Linked DNA regions of Homo sapiens: region 2 is linked to region 1. Evidence: chromatin contacts called from ENCODE Hi-C or POLR2A ChIA-PET data. All regions are on one chromosome and are shown on one strand. Each heading gives the region's core, a stretch centred on a gene start or an enhancer-like site at or near the end of the contact. The rest is flanking DNA. Distances are from core to core; before and after follow the strand shown. Region 1 has its middle 18 kb from the start of LINC02011. Region 2 overlaps FGD5 (FYVE, RhoGEF and PH domain containing 5).

Region 1 (3,135 bases), core at 599-3,098:
GTGGGATACAGCTGCTAAAACAGCTGAAAAGGGACCTTCGCATGCCTTCATGGAGATAGAGGGTTTACAATGTCCTTCCCACCTCTGTGAAAGGGGCTCACTCTGGAGCCCTAGAGAAGGGTGAGAGGGCTGGAGCCCCCTTCCTGTGAGGAGTTGGCCCTGCTCAATTTGGAACAGAGCAAGACTATCCCTGCCTAGGGGGGAGCAGATGAACCTCTGTGCCCAGAGGGCAGAGTGGGGTCCACGAGACATCCCAGGGAGGTGGGTCCCAGCTGAGAGTGAGGAGGAACTTTTTCCTTAACTACCTATTTCCAGAATTGCATCCCAAGTGCCTCCTACCCCTTTTCTTGCTTTATCTTCTCCCTCACAGTGTTTGCAATTTCTAGCATACCATACATTTTATTAATTTTTTGTACTGTGTCCCTTTACTAAAGTGTCAGCCCCATGAGGACGGGAGCGTTTGTTTTGTTCACTGCTGTGTCCCTTCCACAACCATTGTTATTGTTTCTCCCACTCAGAGCTGTGCAGAAATGGGATGAGCTGCTGAATAGGTGGTGAGTGCCCCATCAGGAGAGGCGAGCAAGCAGAATCTGCCTGGCCACTTAGCAGGCATTCTGTGCAGGGGGATCCCAGTCTTCATCTGCAGTTTTCCTACCTAGGTGAGGTCCGGAAGGGCCTTTGGGTCAACAGGAGACCCCCCTGGGCCTCCCAGGGTGGCGAGGGGCCTGGGAGTCAGCCATCTGGAGCACCAGAGCTCTCCAACTGGGTCAGCTTCTGTTTATGTTCTTGTCCTGGCCCATCCTGCACCCCGGCCCCACCCTTGGTGAGCTTCAGTCCAGCCTCAACTCTCCTCCCAGCATGAGGCCCTTGTGTTTTGGAAAATCAACCGGCATCACACCAGACTGAAAATATCTCAAAATATCGCTTGCGACTTCCTCCTGCTCCCCGAGGCCCCGCCTGGGCGGGCAGCAACCTTTCCCTTGCTGTTGATTTTCAAGAAAGGCTCTTCCATCACTGGGATGCAGGGAATTTCCAGTATTTTTCTTCCTCTGGCCCTTTTTTTTTTTTTTTTTTTTTGGCCTTCAGAGGCCCACATTGTGTTGTCCTGACGCAGCTCCAGGCAATGTTTTGCCCCAAAGGCCTGGGCTGGGTCAGCGAGGTTTGGACCAGCAGCCCTGGCTCCTTGGGCGCAGGAACAATACCTCCATAATTCACTGAAAGCTCCCCTCGGATGACTTTTTCCTGTTGCTGATTGTCTCCAAGTTCCAGACCTGCACAAACTGCTTTTTCCCCGCAGCTAAATTTAAAAGGGCCAGACCCTGGAAACAGTGCACTAGGCTGCCTTCACCGTGGGGGCAAAGGTGGCGGAGGCTGGATGGAAGTAGAGCCCTGAAGCCACCGCTTCCCTGCCAGCCCTGACACACATACACAGGTGGCTGCAGGACTGTCTTCATTTTAATTCCTCAAACTGCCCTTAGAGCTCCTTGGGCCACAGCCACAGATTGTGGACTTCAGAAAAGTTACTAGATCTGTAGAGGTCAGAGGGGCTACAGCCGAGAAGACTTAAGGAGTCACATGTGCTGTCCCAGAGCTGGGGAACAGGCAGGTCTGGAGGTCCACAGGGTGATGCCAGATCCCACTGCGGGGTGGATTCAAAGGGCAGGAGGAGATTCCGCTCAGGCAGGGCAGAGCAGGGAGAGCACAGGCATCCAGGGGAACAGCTGAGCCCCTGGTCGCTGGAGGGTGCAGACACAGGTGGCATGCCTACCCACCGGGGAAGTGGTCAAGGGCTGACAGTGCCAGGTGAGGGTCAGGTGCCAAGAGGGCCCTTCCCGGTTCTTGCATTTGTGGCCACCCCGGGCCGGCAAGGAGGGGCTGCGCCAGCCATCTCAGAGGTTCCAGCAGCCTTGCCCCTCTGCCCACATTGGCCTAGCCTGTGGCTTTTGACAAGTGTAGAGTGAAATCCTCTGGGCTTGACTTCTAGCTTTGCCACTGACTTGCTGTGTGACCTTCCAAAAGCCTTTTGCTTCTCTCTGCCTCAATGTCCCCATCTTCAAAGTGGGAATAAGAAGAAGCACTTACATCTTAGGGCTCTTATGAGGTGTAAGCAAGTTAATACTTATAAAGTGTTTATATATATATATATTTATTTATTATTTTTTTGAGACAGAGTCTTGCTCTGTCGCCCAGGCTGGAGTTCAGTGGCATGATCTCACCTCACTGCAACCTCCGCCTCCTGGGTTCAAGTGATTCTCCTGCCTCAGCCTCCTGAGTAGCTGGGATTACAGGCGTGGGCCACCATGTCCCGCTAATTTTTGTATTTTTAGTAGAGTCGGGGTTTCACCATGTTGGCCAGGCTGGTCTCAAACTCCTGACCTTAGGTGATCCACCCACCTCAGCCTCCCAAAGTGCTGGGATTACAGACATGAGCCACTCACTGAGCCCAGCCCTATAAAGTGTTTAGAGCAGTGTCTGGCACCGAGTAAATAGGATTTAGAATTATTATCATTATTATTGAAGGACTCCAAGGAGGGCTTTCCCTCTTCATATGTCAGAAATGGAGGCTTTTTATGTTACACATTGCCTTTTCTGGGGTAAAATTTAAGCCTCCCCCGGAAGGAGGAATAAATCCCCAAGGTCTGGGGACCTGGCTTGCTCCCTAATAGGCTGGGCCTGTGGCAGGGACAGCCACTGGACACATGGTTGAGTCACACGTTTGGGAAGGGGCACAGCCCCGAGGCCCCCTTCCCTCCATTCATCCCCTGCTCCTCCAGCCCACCCCTTCCCAGGCACTCGCATGGAGCGTGGGAGCTCAGCCTACCTGGCATCCCTGTCATCTTATCATCCTGGGTCAGCCACCGGTTTGCCAGGTGACCTCAGCCGGTCTCGTCATCTCTGTTTCCTCACATTCCAAGGCTGCTGAGAGGGACAGAGGACATGGTGCACAGAGCTGGGGGTCGTGCCATGGAAAGTCCCAGGGGACAGAGGGCACAACTTGCTGCTGTTCCTAAGCCCGAGTACCTGGGTGCAAGGTGAGAAGGCAGGGAGTGCATCCAAACCCTGCAAGCGGGACGGGTCTGGCCAGTGCAGAGACGCCCCCCAGTGGACTGGAGGTGACAGGAGCACTGACCGCAT
Region 2 (3,056 bases), core at 452-2,951, 45 kb before region 1:
GTATTTTTAGTAGAGACTGGGTTTCACCATGTTAGCCAGGATGGTCTCGATCTCCTGACCTCGTGATCCACCCGCCTCGGCCTCCCAAAGTGCTGGGATTACAGGTGTGAGCCACTGCGCCTGGCCAACATTCTTAAAAAATGGTTTTGAACCAAAATGGACTGCCAAATTTCTCTCCCTCTGGACTGTCCTAGCAGCACCATTCCCCTCCTCTGTGGCAGAGCTCCGCATTGTTGAGACCTCTGTGCCCCTGTGCTGTGCCCCCGGGGCAGGATCTCTATACACTCAGTAGTTAATCAGATTATCTTGGGGAGGTGAGAGTCATTCCAAAGGGGGAGGGGAAGGTCTGACGACAGTCAAACCTTCTGGGACACCCCCTACCCTCACCAGCTGGCATAGCAGGTTCCAGACCACAAATAGAGCTACTATTTGTACACTGGCTGTGGTCTACGAAACACCCTTCACATAACATGACCTTCACGACAGCTCTGTGAGGCACCCAGCAGCATCTCCACGTTACAGCCGAGGAGGCTGAGGCTCAGGAAGGTTAAATGAATTCCCCCAATTCCTCCCAGGTCAGAAATGACGGGTCAAATGTCCCCAGAAGCCTGTGCATTTCCCACTTCCTAGTGTTGAGAAACAGACAGGAGGTGCTGGAAGCATGTGCTTTTCCTTTCTTGGTGCTAACAAACCCTTTTCAAATCAAACACTACCCTTTCAACCTAGATCCCTTCTGCTGCATTTCAATTAAACTTCCTGTTGTTTCTAACCCACTGGTACAAAGCTGTGCAACTGTGTATTCCTAAGACCCCAAAGACAGGGCCAGAATATAACAGGTGGACTTGTAGCCAGTGAATGCCCACAGAGGTAAGGAGGGGGCAGAGGGGGTAGGAAACTGCTGGTTCTATTGCATTTTCTCCCTATAGTTTTGGGAGAGAGGGATGTGAGGCCCCAGCAATGTCATCTGACTTTGTTTTACCTTCCATTTTCTCCCTGTTTGGACTGGAAGTCTATAACTGGTCCCATTATATTTCAAGAGCAGATAACTTATTTCTTTAGCTTCCCAGGGTCATAGATGGAGAGGAATTATGCCAGAATGGGTCATACCCAGAACCTCACCCAATACTGGATTTAAATAATGGGACTTAGGACTTCTGAGCTGACAAGATTCAAATAAGATTTGTTGAGCTGATGCTGTCACAGGATGAGACCTCTGGGGACCTTGGGATGGACTGAATATATTTTGCATTTGGGATAGACCTGAATCACTGGGGGGTCAGATGGCAGTGGCAGAATCAAAGACTGTAATAGGCAGAATCAAAGCCCTCAAAATGTCCACTCCCTAATCCTGGAAACTACAAATATTCTGCATCATTTAGCAAAAGGGGCTTTGCAGACGTACTTAAGGTTGTGAAGGTTATAACGTGGAGATTACCCTTGGTTATCTGGGTGGGCCCAATCTAATCACACAGGTCCTTAGAAGCAGAGAACTTGCCTGGAGTCAGATTCAGAGCACGAGAAAGAGTCAACTCACAACCCGCCATTACTGGAGAAGTCCATGCAGAAAACAGGGGAAGGAGTGCAGGCTGCAGCCAGGGCAAAGATCAGCCCCGTGACAGCCAACAGGGAAGCAGGGCCCTCAGTCCCACAGGAGTGGACGTCAGCTAGTGACCTGAATGGGCACAGCCTGGAATCTCCCCACAGTCTCTAGATGAGGGCCCAGGCCAGCCCACACCCTGACTTTGGCCTCCTGAGACCCTCAGTAAAGGACCCAGCTGAGCCCACTAGACTGCTGACCCACAGAGCTGGGAGATGAAAAACAGATGTTGTCTTAAGCCACTAAATTTATGGCAAATTGCCATGGCAGCAACGGAAAATAAGTATGTCACGTCAGACTCAGAACAGCCCTACGAAATCACTTAGCTCATCACTTCATTTCTGGGGAAACCGAGGCCCCGAAAAAGAAACACAAGAAAAAGGCTACACAGCAAGAGGCAGAGAGCAAAGAGCCTTTTCTGGGCCAGTTCCACGCTTAGAGACTCAGGGCTCTAAGCCCAAAACCCAACTGTGGAACACCGTGAGCACTTTTGTGGATGAGCATAATCACTGCTGATTCAGAAAGCCTGCAAATACTTCGCAGCCTATCCCCCTCTCCGTGGGAGAAGCAGGATCCACACAGAGCTGGGCTTTATACAAAAACCCGGTAGTCCTCAGGCCAAAGAGTGAGGACAGATGCAGGATTCTGAAAAGCCGCAAAACCTAGAGAAGGCTAGTCCTCCAGCCAATGCCATCCAAATACATCCCCCCCAGCCCCCGCAACCGTTAGCTCTAATTAGCAGGTTCGAAGGAAACTAATTTCTGCCTGTCACCAAGGAATGGTGGATTAGAAGCAACTGGATAATGAATGACTGCTCCGTGAACTGAGCAACCGCCCCTCCTGGGGTTACAGGCAAGCCAAACTCCAGCCTCAAAAGACCTTGTTACACTCACACCTTCCCCTTCTCCAGCCATGGAGACAGCAGCCTCCTATTTAACCTCAAATAGTTTCAGTGAGGGCTGAAAGAGTCAGGGACACGCCAATAAAGATGGCAAGGGCACGCAGGGCCCCAGGCTGGGAGTCTTGGCACCACCGCTGACCAACACTCTCAGCCTCTGTTTTGACTCTCTGCACTTCACACCCTCAAGCTTGGGGCTTGAACTCTCACCTCCTTTCTGTCCCTCCCTGCTGCAGTCTGGTCACTGTGTGTGTGTCCTTGGTCTTGGTGCACCCTAGGTCCCTTATACCCGGGTGCTTCTGTGCATGTGGTCCCCACTGTCCCTTCCATTTGGAATGTCCTTCCTTCCCTTCTTCAGGTCGCAAATTCTTACTCGCCCTTTGAGCCCTGCTCAAATGTCCATGTTAACCCTGCGAGTGCCTCAGGGAGGCCTCTTCTTCAAAGCACGTGGCTGCTCCTTCTGTGCTGCCAGAATATTGCTCACTTTCCTATCATATTTATTTTAATCACATCTCATCAGCAATCGGGGTCTGCCTCTCCCATCTCTCTCCTGGGCCTTTC

The links. A loop is a pair of places that touch in the nucleus more often than their neighbours do. ChIA-PET counts read pairs that join two places held with the same protein, here RNA polymerase II (POLR2A). Pooled maps may share reads with other maps.
Region 2: a map of heart right ventricle shows a loop between it and region 1 (1.9-fold over the local background). The contact joins two enhancer-like sites. A Hi-C loop is called at or near these places in 9 of 168 maps with a recorded cell type or tissue (DLD1, Right ventricle myocardium inferior, astrocyte of the cerebellum and 5 more) and 4 of 50 pooled maps. POLR2A ChIA-PET finds 5 or more read pairs at or near these places in 1 of 52 experiments (WTC11).

The regions. Positions count from the first base shown.
Region 1 is chr3:14,791,469-14,794,603 of GRCh38, reverse strand. No RefSeq gene overlaps it. Among named protein-coding and RNA genes, the nearest start is that of LINC02011, 18 kb to the left of the region's middle. Within about 2 kb of position 1,848, at least 7 of the 41 ENCODE cell types and tissues checked have a DNase peak (open chromatin) inside an H3K27ac peak, as active enhancers do; they include heart left ventricle and heart right ventricle, where a contact is called at or near this core.
Region 2 is chr3:14,836,721-14,839,776 of GRCh38, reverse strand. All of the region lies in intron 1 of FGD5 (FYVE, RhoGEF and PH domain containing 5), which reads right to left. Among named protein-coding and RNA genes, the nearest start is that of FGD5, 19 kb to the right of the region's middle. Within about 2 kb of position 1,701, at least 8 of the 41 ENCODE cell types and tissues checked have a DNase peak (open chromatin) inside an H3K27ac peak, as active enhancers do; they include heart left ventricle and heart right ventricle, where a contact is called at or near this core.